Linked DNA regions of Homo sapiens: all the other regions are linked to region 2. The links are chromatin contacts, found by Hi-C or POLR2A ChIA-PET in ENCODE. All regions are on one chromosome and are shown on one strand. The core of a region is the stretch at or near the end of the contact, and the rest is flanking DNA. Distances in the headings are between cores, read along the strand shown. Region 1 holds the start of LSR (lipolysis stimulated lipoprotein receptor). Region 2 holds the start of ZBTB32 (zinc finger and BTB domain containing 32). Region 3 holds the start of ALKBH6 (alkB homolog 6).

Evidence for each region. A loop is a pair of places that touch in the nucleus more often than their neighbours do. ChIA-PET counts read pairs that join two places held with the same protein, here RNA polymerase II (POLR2A). Pooled maps may share reads with other maps.
Region 1: a loop to region 2 is called in a pooled map, with 4 times the contacts of the local background. The contact joins the promoter of LSR here to the promoter of ZBTB32 in region 2. A Hi-C loop is called at or near these places in 1 of 168 maps with a recorded cell type or tissue (PC-9), 5 of 37 single-sample maps with no recorded cell type and 8 of 50 pooled maps. POLR2A ChIA-PET finds 5 or more read pairs at or near these places in 1 of 52 experiments (WTC11).
Region 3: a loop to region 2 is called in a pooled map, with 6 times the contacts of the local background. The contact joins the promoter of ALKBH6 here to the promoter of ZBTB32 in region 2. A Hi-C loop is called at or near these places in 1 of 168 maps with a recorded cell type or tissue (naive thymus-derived CD4-positive, alpha-beta T cell), 3 of 37 single-sample maps with no recorded cell type and 12 of 50 pooled maps. POLR2A ChIA-PET finds 5 or more read pairs at or near these places in 2 of 52 experiments (CD4-positive, alpha-beta T cell and HEK293).

Annotation. Positions count from the first base shown.
Region 1 is chr19:35,245,994-35,250,277 of GRCh38, reverse strand. It overlaps LSR (lipolysis stimulated lipoprotein receptor), which reads right to left and starts at 1,276. Exons shown (of 10, transcript NM_205834.4): 1 at 1,147-1,276. The coding sequence starts at 1,255. RefSeq lists silencers at 1,113-1,182, 1,593-1,672 and enhancers at 785-1,586, 1,587-2,389, 2,523-2,692.
Region 2 is chr19:35,701,609-35,705,868 of GRCh38, reverse strand. It overlaps ZBTB32 (zinc finger and BTB domain containing 32), which reads right to left and starts at 1,311. Exons shown (of 7, transcript NM_014383.3): 1 at 1,246-1,311. RefSeq lists an enhancer at 3,532-3,771.
Region 3 is chr19:36,011,281-36,015,664 of GRCh38, reverse strand. It overlaps ALKBH6 (alkB homolog 6), which reads left to right and starts at 1,452. Exons shown (of 7, transcript NM_032878.5): 1 at 1,452-1,490; 2 at 2,243-2,321; 3 at 2,576-2,644; 4 at 4,201-4,261. The coding sequence starts at 2,268. CLIP3 (CAP-Gly domain containing linker protein 3) reads left to right here. Exons shown (of 14, transcript NM_015526.3): 14 at 1-1,005. It overlaps LOC101927572 (a long non-coding RNA gene), which reads right to left and starts at 1,163. Exons shown (of 4, transcript NR_170988.1): 1 at 1,079-1,163. RefSeq lists an enhancer at 963-1,062.

The DNA of each region.
Region 1 (4,284 bases), core at 27-2,526, 460 kb after region 2:
GCTCAGGGAGGTGCTTCAACAGGAACGCCACCTGTCACCAGCTTGACACTCGCAAGTATGTGGTTTACAGAGTGCCTGGCACACATTGTTCCTTAATTGCCAGGACCAGTGAGGTAGCCACGATAATCATGCCCATTTTATAGACCCGTGGGGCTGAAGTGGCAGGTGCACGGTGACACGGCCAGTTTCCTTGGACTCGCCCGCCATCCCTCTTCCCAGCCTGTGGCCTCTGAACCACACCAGTCCCCTCTTCCCTTTGCCATTCACCCACAACAAGGGGCCTCTGTGTGGCCTGGGCAGGCAAGCCCAGATGGCCATGTTGATGCCCCCAGCGCCCAAGGCCCCACTTCAAAACCGACTACGAAGGATTCCAGGTTACCCGGGGCCTTTTGAATTTGGAGGGAAAACCATGGAGTTGTTTGCCTGAACTGCTTTGCCATGGAGGGACTAAAGCCCCCACAATATCTCCATCAGCCTCCCACCACCTCACCCTACTCTAAAGTCATTTCAAATGACTGAACCAAAAGTGTCTCGGGAAAGACCTCATCACCACCCAAATATCCCATCCAGGTGAAAGCCTGCCAGCAGAAGTCGGTTTCAAGTCCGTAAATCCATCCCACCAGACTCTTACGCACGTATAATCCGGAGCCCGCGGGAGGTGGGTGGGGTGCGGGGGATGGGGAGTCCCCAGTCCCACACCCACCCGAGGCCTAGGCATTGTTCCTTCGTCTCTGTCCCTCTAGGAAGCGTCTGATCCAGCCCTCCCGTGCCCTCTCCCCGTTACTCCAAAACTTAGAAATCCCCGGGTGCGCCCAAGTCCCATCCCGGCTTTTCTTTTCCCAGAGATCGGGCGGTCTTCCACTCCCTCCCCACAAAGAGTTCCATTCTCCCTGCCGCTCCGGGTCTCACCGTCCAGGGAGTTTCACTTCCTGCTATCTTCCAGATAAGGGCGCGGGGAGCGCTCCCCGGCACAAATGGGGAATTCCTCTCACTCCCGCGCGCAACAGATCGCCCAAGACCCAGGGGATCGGAAGGTCCCAGCCTCTGAGACCCCCGCTTCCCGCTTCCCGCCGCCTCCAACTCCATCCATCCCCCTCTACAGTTCCCTCCGGCGTTCCGCAGCGTCAGAGGCCCCGTGCCCCGTACCTGTGCACCAGGTGCTAAGCAGAAGCCACACGAAGACGACCGCGTCCCGGCCTGCGGCGGCCGGGTGGGAGCCCAGCCCTCTGGAGAGCCCGCCGGCCAACAGCGCCATCGCGGCCGTCTGGGCGCGTCTGGCCCGCGCGTCCCTTCCAAAGTACCTTAGGGGGCGCGGCGCGCACCAAGGCCAGGAGGGGTGCACGCTCCTCCCCTTCCCACTTCCGTTCCTTGTCCCTACTCCAAGTCCGTCCTGTTGCATTCTGGAAGTTTTAATGAGCGTAAACGACGTGGACAAAGGGCATGCTTTCAGATATGGGGGAGAAAGGTGCTTGACCCGCCGCGGTCCTCCGAGCCACACTCCACCCGCTGCGCGCTCCGGTGAATGGTTCGGCCCAGGTACACAAGGGTGGGAGCCGAGGGCTGGGCTTAGGGGTGAGCGGCGGGGAGGGGTTCCTCTGCCTCCCTCCCCGGAAGTGGGCTGACCCAGGTGCGCTCCGTCCCCCAGGGCCCGAACCAAGTGACTGGCCCGCTGGGAGGGCGCCTGCGGACCACAGGTCCCTTCCGGCCCCCATCTGCTCCGGCCAAACCAAGCGCACCGAGATCCATGCAACCGAGACCCACTTGGAGCGATTCACCTGTTGAGATAGGGCGGGTCCCGCCGCGCACCTGTTCCCTCCCTGCCCAAACCCCTCTCCCCGGCTGGCGATGGACCCGCCTAGGTGCGCCCTGCCGGGAGGAGCGAGTCTAAGCAAAGTCCTGGCTGGGAGAGGCTTGTTGGTGGCGCCTGACTTCTCCACTTCCACTGGGGTTCCTCCGGACCGGGTGGAGGGGGGGCGCTTCGGGCCTCCTGTGTCTCCCAGTTAGATGACCTGAGGAACCCTCTAAAGTCCCCGGAAGGGAAGCTCTGCCCCCTCAGGGATGCCCAAGGGGAATCAGGGCCAGGAAAAGTTGGAATTCCACTTCGGAAGTTTTCGCCACCTCCCCCACCCGTTCCCAACTTGTGGTTCGGCCCCTGGGCATCCCTAGCCCCCGGGTCAGCCCTCCGGAAATTCTGGCTCTTAAAGGGGCCGAGCGAAGGCGCGGGGCTTGGGACCGGTTTCCGCTTAGGAATTCCCGGAACGAGCCACCTGCGACCGAGGGCGGGGGCGCGGCGCGGCGATCAGCCTGCGCAGCGCTGGGCGTGACTCTGCTGTCTCCAGGTGGCGGCGAGGGAAAGCGCATCCTGGGGGAACCCTGGGCGCTTCCTCGCGTTAGACTCCCCCAGGTTGCCAACTGGCCAGTGGCTGGTTTCGGTACCCAGGCGTGCTTTGTTCTACTGGCCCTGTTAAAACTCAAGCCAGATCACGTCCACCTGCTCACAGCCCTCCTGTGGCTCCTCCTCACTCTCAGCAGAAACTGACCTTCCCCCTCTTATCTCACCTCCTCCCACTCTCTCTGGCTTACTCAGCTTCGGACACCCTGGCCTCCTCGCTGTTTCCAACTATACTTCTCACAGTCCTCAGAGCCATCGCCCGTGCTACTCCCTCTGCCAGAACACCCTTCCCGCAGATGTCCACATGATCTTCCTCCTCCTGTAGGACACCATTGCAGTGACACCTTCCCTGGCCACTTTTTATAAAATTTCAACCCGTTCACGTCCCTTCATCGTTTAAAAAAATATTTTTATGATAAAATATGCAAACTATAATATTTATCGCTTTAACCACTTCAAGTGTAAAATTCAGTGGCATTAAGTATATTCACAATGTCGTGTACCAATCACCACTCTTTATCCCCGAAACTGTTTCATCATCCCCAACATAAACTCTGTGACCATTAAACAGTAACTCCCCATTCCCTGCTACCTGTGCCCCTAGTAATTTCTATTCTACTTTGCTTACCAAATTGCCCATTCTAGGTGCCTCATATAAGTGGAATCGTCTAACATTTGTCCTGTGTCTAGTTTATTTCACAAAGAATAATGTTTTCAAGGTCCATCCATGTTGTAGTATGTCGAAGCCATGTAGCATGCAGTAAGATCAAAATTTCTTTTTACAGCGGACTAGTGTACCATTGTATGTATATGCTACGTTTTATTTATCCATTCATTTGTGGATGGACCTAGGTTGTTTCTACCTTTTGACTATTGTAAATAGTGCAGCTGTGAACACTGGTGTACAAATATCTGCTTTCATTTCTTTTGAATATATGCCTAAGAATGGAATTGCTGGGTGACTTGGTAGTTCTATTTTTAACCTTTTGAGGAACTGCCAAACTGTTTTCCCCAATGACTGCACTATTGTACATTCCCACCAGCAATGCACGGAGGATTCCAATTTCTCCACATCCCCACCAAAACTTATTATCCATTTTCTTGATTATGGCCATCCTGGTTAGTGTGAAGTGGCATCTCATTGTGGTTGTAATCTGCATTTCCCCAATGACTAACGATGTTGAGCATATTTCCACGAATTTATTGTCCATTAGTATATCTTCTTTGGAGAAGTGTCTATTCAAGTACTTTGCCCATTTTTGAATTGGGTTGTTTGTTTTTTTGTTGTCAAGTTGTAGGAGTTCTATATATATTTTGAATATTAATCCCTTGTTAGATATATGATCTGCAAATATTTTCTTCCATTCTCCAGGTTTTTTCACTTTCTTGATAGTGTCCTTTGGTGCACAAAAGTTCTTAATTTGATGAAGTTCAATTTACCTACTATTTTTTCTTCCTTGTACTTTTGGTATCCTATTTATGCAGTTGTTGCCAAGTCCAATGTGATGAAGATTTTCAACAATATTTTCTTCTAAGAGTTTTATAGTTTTAACTCTTAAATTGAGTCTTTGAGCCACTTTATTTTATTTCATTTTATTTTTTGAGACTGAGTCTCACTTTGTCGCCCAGGTTGGAGTGCAGTGGTGTGATCTCCGCTTACTGCAACCTCCACCTGCCGGGTTCAACCGATTCTCATGCCTCAGCCTCCCGAGTATTTGGGATTACAGGTGCATGCCACCACACTGGGTTAATTTTTGTATTTTTAGAAGAGATGGGGTTTCACCATGTTGGCCAGGCTGGTCTCGAACTCCTGACCTCAAGTAATCTACCTGCCTTGGCTTCCCAAAGTGCTCACATAGGTGTGAGCCACTGCACCCGGCCTGGGCCATTTT
Region 2 (4,260 bases), core at 62-2,561:
TGCGATCTCTGCTCACTGCAACCTCCGCCTCGTGGGTTCAAGGGATTCTCCTGCCTCAGACTCCTGAGTAGCTGGGATTACAGGCACCTGCCACCACACCTGGCTAATTTTTGTATTTTTAGTAGAGACAGGGTTTCACCATGTTGGTCAGGCTGGTCTCGAGCTCCTGACCTGGTGATCCACCCACCTCAGCCTCCCAAAGTGCTGGGATTACAGGTGTGAGCCACCACGCCTGGCCACCCAATCCCAGTTCTGTACAGAGCCACCACAAGGCAATAATACTTCATCCAGCGCAAACAGCTCGGCTGGGATTCAGAATCCTTCTCCCTAGAATCTCCAGAGGATTACTGGCCTAACCTCTTGGCCACATCATCCAACCTGGACTCCATACTGGGAAATCTGCCAAGAACATCTCAACCTGGAGTCCAGAACATTCACTCCCAGCCCAGGCTGGCTCCAAAGACCCCAGGAAACCTTCATGTGCACACTAGTTTCATCTCTTGGCCAGTGACTTCCTACATAACTTTTTTTTTCTTTTCATTTTTTTTCTTGAGACAGGGTCTCATTCTGTCGCCCAGGCTGGAGTGCAATGGCGTGATCTCAGCTCACTGCAACGTTCATCTCCTGAGTTCAATGAGTTCAAGCGATTCTCCTGCCTCAGCTTTCTGAGTAGCTGGGATTACGGACGTGTGCCACCACGCCCAGGTAATTTTTTTTAGAAACCCCGTAGAGACAGGGTTTCTCCATGTTGGCCAGGCTGGTCTCAAACTCCTGACCTCAAATGATCCACCTGCCTCAGCCTCCCAAAGTGCTGGGATTACAGGCGTGAGCCACCGCGCCCAGCCCCTGCATAACCTTTGGAGATCCACAGGCCTCTCCTTTCAGTCACCGGATCCAGGCTCAGTCCAGAGACCCTTGATAAGCTCTCATTGTCCGGAGGCCATACCTCATGCAGAGTTAAGGACCTCCAACTTCCCCACAACACCCTTCCTACTCAGGCTGGCCTCGGGGGCCGTGGACCAACTCAGAGAGCAAGCTGGCTTAGCCTCTGCCAAACCTAGGCCTAAAGGTGGCCAGGAGGCTGCATTTCCAGCCTCTCAAAGGCAGAGGAAAGCCCCAAGGGCTAAAGCCCTCAACCCGCACTTCCCAATCATCAACGAGGTCCAGTCAAGCCCCCATACCCCAGATTTGCCTGGGCCGGGCCCAAGCCCAAGAAAGTAAAGTAAGAAAAACTATGGCACTCACCGGCCCAGACCCTGTTCCTCCTTCCCTTTCAGCCTCACATACACCCAGGACGGCTTAAGGCCGAGTGACCGTTAAAAGTGGGGAATGGAGCGAGGCCAGGGACGCAACGCTCCCGCACGTGGTCACCCCTGGATCCTGAGGCGGACGCTGATTGGCTGCAGCGCGGGCCGCATTCTCCCGCTCAGGCCAGCTGAGCACGCTGGGCAGCCTGGGAGGCACCTAGGACAGCGCCACTCCCGCGCGTCTGCCTCGGACCCGCAGCTGATTGGCTGTGAAGGGGCAGAGCCTTGAGTCTCATTGGTCCATAGGCTTCAGGCCTCTTAGGCTGAGATTTCATTGATTTCCAGCCGGGCCCCAGCGTTGATCTGCTGTGGAGTCTGCCTTTTCCCACTCTCTCCACGAAGAGACTGGACCCTGATTCTCCTTCACCTGAACAGCCCTGGAGGCTCCCTCAGCAAGTGCTCAGGAGTACTACTGTCCTTTTTTTTTTTTTTTTTTTTGAGACAGAGTCTCGCTCTGTCGCCCAGGCTGGAGTGCAGTGGCGCGATCTCTGCTCACTGCAAGCTCCGACTCCCGGGCTCACACCATTCTCCTGCCTTAGCCTCCCAAGTAGCTGGGACTACAGGCGCCCGCCATCACGCCCGGCTAATTTTTTGTACATTTAGTAGAGATGGGGTTTCACCATGTTAGCCAGGATGGTCTCGATCTCCTGACCTCGTGATCCACTCGCCTCGGCCTCCCAAAGTGCTGGGATTACAGGCGTGAGCCACCACGCCCGGCTTTTTAAAAAATTATTATTTCATTTTTATTTTATGAACGGGGTCTCCCTCTGTTGCCGGTGCTGGGGTGCAATGGTGCAATCATAGCTCACTGCAGCCTCGAACTCCTGGGCTCAAGCAATCCTTCCACCTGGGCCTCCCAAAATTCTGGAACTACAGCCGTGAGACACCGTGCCTGACCTGCCTTTCTTGCTTCTATTTTGCCACCCTAAGTAGCTCCCATTTGCAAACCCTGTCACCTTTCTCTCAACCCTTTACCATCTGTGAGGTGTGTAGGGGGTGTGTAGGCTGCCGCCACACCTGATTGGCTGGGAGGCCCGTAAGAGCAAGCCAAGGCCAGGCACGGTGGCTCATGCCCGTAATCCCAGGGCTTTGAGAGGTCCAGGTGGTAGTAGGATCGCTTGAGCCCAGGAGGTCGAGGCTGCAGTGAGCTATGATCACACCACTGCACTGCAGCCTGGGCGACACAGTGAGGCCCTGTCTCTAATAAATAAATAAAAATAAAATAAAAGAGCCAGCCAGGCAGGGCACGGTGGCTCACGCCTGAAAACCCAGCACTTTGGGAGGCCGAGGAGGGCGGATCACCTGGGGTCAGGAGTTCGAGATCAGCATGACCAACATGGTGAAACCCCGTCTCTACTAAAAATACAAAAATTAGCTGAGCGTGGTGGCGGGCGCCTGTAATTCCAGCTACTCGGCAGGCTGAGGCAGGGGAATCGCTTGAACCCCGGGAGGCGGAGATTGCAGGGAGCCTATATCGCGCCACTGCACTCCAGCCTGGGAGACAGAGCGAGACGGCGTCTCAAAAAAAAAAAGAGCCAGCCAGGCTTCGGTGCCTGTGAACAGCTCCCTTTTCTCTCTTGTCCCACTCCACCACGATTGCTGGCACAGCTCACTCTGCCTCGCCTGGAAGCCTGGAAGTGTACAGGGACAGGAAAGACACAAGAGGGGGGCAGTGCCTTGCCCCGTGATTGGCAGCGTGACACTTGCACTTCCAATTCCCACTGCCACCTCGACTGTATGCTCAGCCAGGAGTAACTGCGCGCGGACGTGTCAGCACTCCCACCTCCAACCATACCGCAGAGGGAACGGCCGATTGCGCTGCCCCAACATTAACTGGCCCGGGGGTTAGACTCCCTCCAGCAGGGTTTCCCCCTGGGCAGGGCTTCGGGGCTAACAAGCTGCGAGCTCGCCCCTCGCCAGTCTCCCGAGGTGCTTGTCTGCGGGGCTTCTGGCCCGGCCCCCGCGGCGGTTGCACCGCTGATTGGCTGGCTCCGCTCCTTTCTAAGTGGCTTAGCCTGGGATTCGTTCTCAAGCATAGCCAATGAGACGCCAGGGCGCCTCAAGCAGGCGGGCATGACTCCACCGCTGTCGCTTCTGATTGGCCCTAAGGCTCGTCTTCGCTTTAGATTGACCAGAGAGCAGCGGGGCGGGAGCTTAGTTGAGCAGTTTCAGGCTGCGATGCGAGTTCGGTACCTTCCCGCTGCGCGGAGTGTTGTTGTGCGCGTCCTTCGCAGCCGCTCGCTGAGGAGCTGGAGTGGGGAGGAATGGGGGTGGTCAGGAGACAGGAGAGCACCTCGCGGAAGAGCCTGGGACAACAACCGGAGCTGTAGGTCCTGACCGAGACAGCCTGAGGCGTCCCTGGCCCCGATAGGGAGCGAAACCGCTAAAATGGGGGAAGGGGCCGGACGTGGTGGCTCACGCCTGTAATCCCAGCACTTTGGGAGGCTAAGGCGGGCAGATCACCTGAGGTCAGGAGTTCGAGACCAGCCTGACCAATATGGTGAAACCCCGTCTCTACTAAAAATACAAAAATTAGCCGGGCGTGGTGGGGGATGCCTGTAACCCCAGCTACTCGGGAGGCCCAGGCAGGTGAATTGCTTGAACCCGAGAGGCGGAAGTTACAGTGAGCGGAGATGGCGCCACTACGCTCCAGCCTGGGCGACAGAGCAAGACTCCATCTCAAAAAATAAAAATAAAAAATAAAGTAAAAAAGGGAGAAGGACTGGCACTGTGGTGGGAGTAATAGCACCTCGTGTTTACCGAGCCCTTTCCATGTGCCACGCTTGTGCATCAACTCGTTGAAACCTAAATAACCCCGTGAGGGAGGCGATTACTATGCCAGGTTAACCTCTGAGGGTCAAAGAGGTGAAGTCGTTTATTTAGGGTCCCGCAGCAGTTACGGGCATTGCTGGAACTCGAACCCTGCTGTGGTGAGAGCCCAACCTTCAAGCTA
Region 3 (4,384 bases), core at 203-2,702, 310 kb before region 2:
TGACCCCATGGTCACCCTGAAGCCCTTAGATTCCAACCCCTCAATCAGAGACTTCCTTCATTAACAAAGACCCTTGTTCTTATCCCTCAAGAAGAAACCCACCATAACCAGCCCACTGTCACCCCTAATTTACAGACACCAAAACAGTCCTGGAAGTGCTAATTACAGGACCCCCCAAGTCTTCCTACCCTCTGCACCCTCAAGAAACCCCCAGTGCCTTGTATGAAGCCCACCCCACATGGCCCACAGCTCCTGTGCTGGCCAGACTCCCAGAAAATTCTCTATTTTTTAAGTAACGACTTCCCCCTTTGGGGGACCCCAAAATTTGGAGGCCCCATTCTAGGACTCTGGGGATCCCAAACCCTAGAGTACACACGTCCCAAACTCCCCTGTGCCCTCAAGTCCTACAGCCCCTAGAAGACCCCAATGCCGTAACTCCTAGGACCCCCAAATCATGGAATCCCAAATCCCCAGGGAATCCCAAATTTGAAAATCCAATCCCAAGTCCCCAGGAAACCCAATCATGAGGTCCTTGTGCCTGGTATGGAGGAGACTGCAGTCAGGATATGCATTCCAGGCTCCCAGACACCTCAAGCCCTATTCACAGGCACCAGGAAACCCCACACAGGAATTCCCATCCCTGGAAACTGGAGAATTTCAATGCCCCGAGTCCATGGGTTTCAAGACACCAAATTCCAAGAGCCCCAGCCCTAAGGGAACCCCAAATCCTAAAGCCTCCATCTCTAATAAATGGAAGGCCCCAAGGCCCTGAGGGGATCTCAAATCCTGGAACCCCGATTTCAATCTACGTTCTAGTCACTGGCCTCAAAGGACCCCACAGCACCTGGGCCAGACCAACAGCTCGAGGGAGAACCTGAAGGCCCAGGGGGTCCAGGGCGGACCTGGGGCCCCGACCACCAAGGACAGCTCACGACTGCCCCTTCACTGCATGTCCCCAAACTCAGCATGACTCCTGTCCTCTTCAATAAAGACGTTTCTATGGCCTCTCTGTGTCGGGTCATTGGGGGTTTCCCTTGCTGGGAGAAGACGGGAAAGGAAGTGCTTCCTTCAGTCTCACCTCCCTGCGGCGTGGGCAGGTGATGGCGCTGGCCGCGGGAAGTCCTTCTAGCAGCCTCTCATGTCTTCCCGCGGCTGTCACGGCTGCCGCCCCCGTCCCACCCATCGGGGTCCACTCCGCCAATGGCCAGGTTCAGTTCCTAAGTTCTGAGTGGCCAGTGCCAGACGACGATGCCCCGCCCACGCCCTCCTGCCAATGGCTCAGAGGCCAGGAGGCGCGGCCTATCCTTAGGCGAGCATGAAGGGGGCGGGCGAATACTGAGTGAGAGCGCCGATTGGGTGGAAGGCGGGCCCTTGAAGCCTCTGGGAGCTCCCATTGGCCTGCGGACTCTGCGTCTGTAATGTGGGGCGGAAATGGCTGGGAGGGGGATGGGGATGTTGAATTTGGAAATTGGAGGGGACGCTGGTGGACGGTCAGTTTTGGGGAGTGCTGGGGGTAGAGATGGATGTCAATAGGGCTGAAAGTGGGGATCCGGGGGAGCCCAGAGTAGGAGTCCGAGGAGGCTCAGAGCTTGGAGTCCTAAAAGGCTCGGAGTCGGGGATCTGAATGGTTCAGGGAGGGAAGAAGATTTGGGAGTCAGCCTCAGAGCTAAAGATCTCAGGGTGCTGGAGTGAAGGGGCGCTCAGGAGGGGAAATCCGAGGGGCGTCCAAATGGGGGGATCCGAGGAGGCTGAGGGTGGACATGTCTGAGGAGGCTCAGATTGGGGTCACAGGAGTGCACAGAATGGGATTCGGTGGGGGGCGGGGGTCGCTGAGTGTTGATAGCCGGGCTCACAGTTGCAGGTCTGAAGCGGGGTCTCAAGGTGTTTAAAGGGGCTCTGGAGTGCAGCCCTGGGGGCTATGTGTAGAGCTTTTGAGAAAGGCTCCCTGTGTGTGGGGCCAGAGAATGTTCTCTGTGGGAGGATTGAGAAGGCATATGTGTAGTTGGATGGGCCCTTAGTGGACAGAGTAATGGGGGATTATTCTTGGGGCTCATTGTGTCCGGGCATGGAACGTAGGGGCTCTCTGTGTGGCTTGTAAGATGCTGAAGACTCAGATTTTAGAGACCAAGTGCGTTTCAGAAGAGGGCTGAGGTGAGGCCTGGCCTGTGATGGGGTGGAATGCTGCATCATGGTGTTAGGGCGGGAGGCCTAGTGACTTCAGTATGTCCTCCCCTCCCTACAGGATTGGGTGCAAGGAGTTGGTGTTGATGGAGGAGCAGGACGCCAGAGTCCCAGCCCTGGAACCGTTCAGAGTGGAGCAGGTTGTCAGAACTCAGGGTGCAGAGGGTGAAGGAGGCAGGCTGATTCCTGAGTTCTTGGGTTGGGACTGCCCCCTTCCACCAAATTCATTCTTACTGTCAGAGTCCATTCTGGAATGGCACTGGTCCCTTGACTTTAGACCCTGACCTGTCTGAGGACATCCTGAGCCTGTCTCCAGGCATAGGGGTTGCTCTGTGATGATATGTCCTCTGTGTGGGTTGAAGGGCCACACCTTCAGGGGGTCTTTCTATCCTAGGCACCACCTGTAATCTACTATGTCCCTGACTTCATCTCCAAAGAAGAGGAGGAGTATTTGCTTCGACAGGTGACCTCAGTGCCCTACTGGTCTGTTTTCCCACTCTTCCCATATTCCTCCCCAATGTCCATCCTCTGTATGAGAGCCCCCAAGGCTGCAGTGAAGACCCCGACAGAAGGAACAAGGAAGTTACAGAGCTCATACTCCCTCTACTGAGATAGCCCAATCCTGCTAGCTTAGAGAATAGGGGGTTATAAACATAGGCTGAGATAGCCCAGTTCAGATCATTGAGACTGGGGAGTAAAGAATTTTGTATTCAGATTTCTGTGCTGAGATAGCCCAGTAAACTCTTTCCTGTGCTAAAATAGCCCAGCATAGACCCAGAGCACAATAAGGTTACCAAATACAGACCATCTACGCTGAGATGGCCCAGTCTGCATTCTGTTCTTAAGGTTTGGGGAAAGAAGAATTTTCAAAGCTCAGAGTTCCTGCCCTTTGCAGCCCCAGTGCCTAAGTTACAGAGCACAGATCTTCCCTGTGTTGGAGTAACCCACTGATCTTGAGTCCAGGAAAAAATTAGCTACAGAACACAGACTTTTTTGCTGAGATAGCCCATTCCAGACCTTTGCGTTCTTGGCATTGAAAAATCTACATATTATAGAATTCCTGGGCTGAAATAGCCCAGTACAGCTCCATAACCATGAAGGGAATGAGTAGATTATCAACTAGAGCTAGACTTGTTGGACTGAGATAGCCCATTCTAGATCATTAGGATCTTGGCAGTGGAAGATTTTCAAAGTACTTTCTTTGCTGTGCTGAGATAGCCCAGCTTTGCATACTCCCTCCCCCAGGCAATAGGAACAAGTCGGTTGCAGAACTCAAACTGTCCTCAGAGAGCCCAGGAATCAGGAATTTTTGTTTGTTTGTTTTTTGAGACAATCTTGCTCTGTCGCCCAGGCTGGACTGCAGTGGCGTGATCTCGGTTCACTGTAGCCTCCGCCTCCTGGGTTCAACTGATTCTTGTGTTTCAGTCTCCTGAGTAGCTTGGATTGCAGGCGTGTGACACCACACCGCCTCCCAGGTTCAAGCGATTCTCCTGTCTCATCCTCCCAAGTAGCTGGGATTACAGGTGCATGCCACCATGCCCAGCTAAGTTTTGTATTTTTAGTAGAGACGGGGTTTCCCCATGTTGGCCAGGCTGGTCTCGAGCTCCTGACCTCAAGTGATCTGCCCGCCTCGGCCTCCCAAAGTGCTGGGATTACAGGCATGAGCAACCAGGTTTGGCACGGAATCAGGAAATTAGAATGCAGACTATTTGCTGGGCTGAAAGAGCCCTGTCCAGCCCCAGAACTCTGAGTAGATTGTGAGACCCACAACTCTCAGACCACGGTTGTGCAGCCCTGATTCCTAAATCCTGGTAGACACAGGTGGGCTTTGGGGCCAAAGGCGTTCCCAGGAAAAAAGGCAAACCACAAAATCCTAGGAACCCACCGCCCCAGGGAATGGTCCCACAGACACAGATGACCCATTTCCATCCCGGAGGTAAAGGCCCCTATGTTGGTCTAGGTGGGAGGATCATAGAGGGGTGATCCTGAGAAAGGAGTGACCCCCTTCCCACCTCTTAGGTTTTTAATGCCCCAAAGCCAAAGTGGACCCAGCTCTCTGGGAGAAAGTTACAGAACTGGGGTAAGTATCCCTGGCTGGGGGCAGGAGTGATTCTGGGATGTAGGCTGGGGCAGGGGACTCAGGTCCAATAGACTTAAGACATCAGAGGGTCCCTGACAGCTCAAGGGGCCCCAAGAGCCAGGA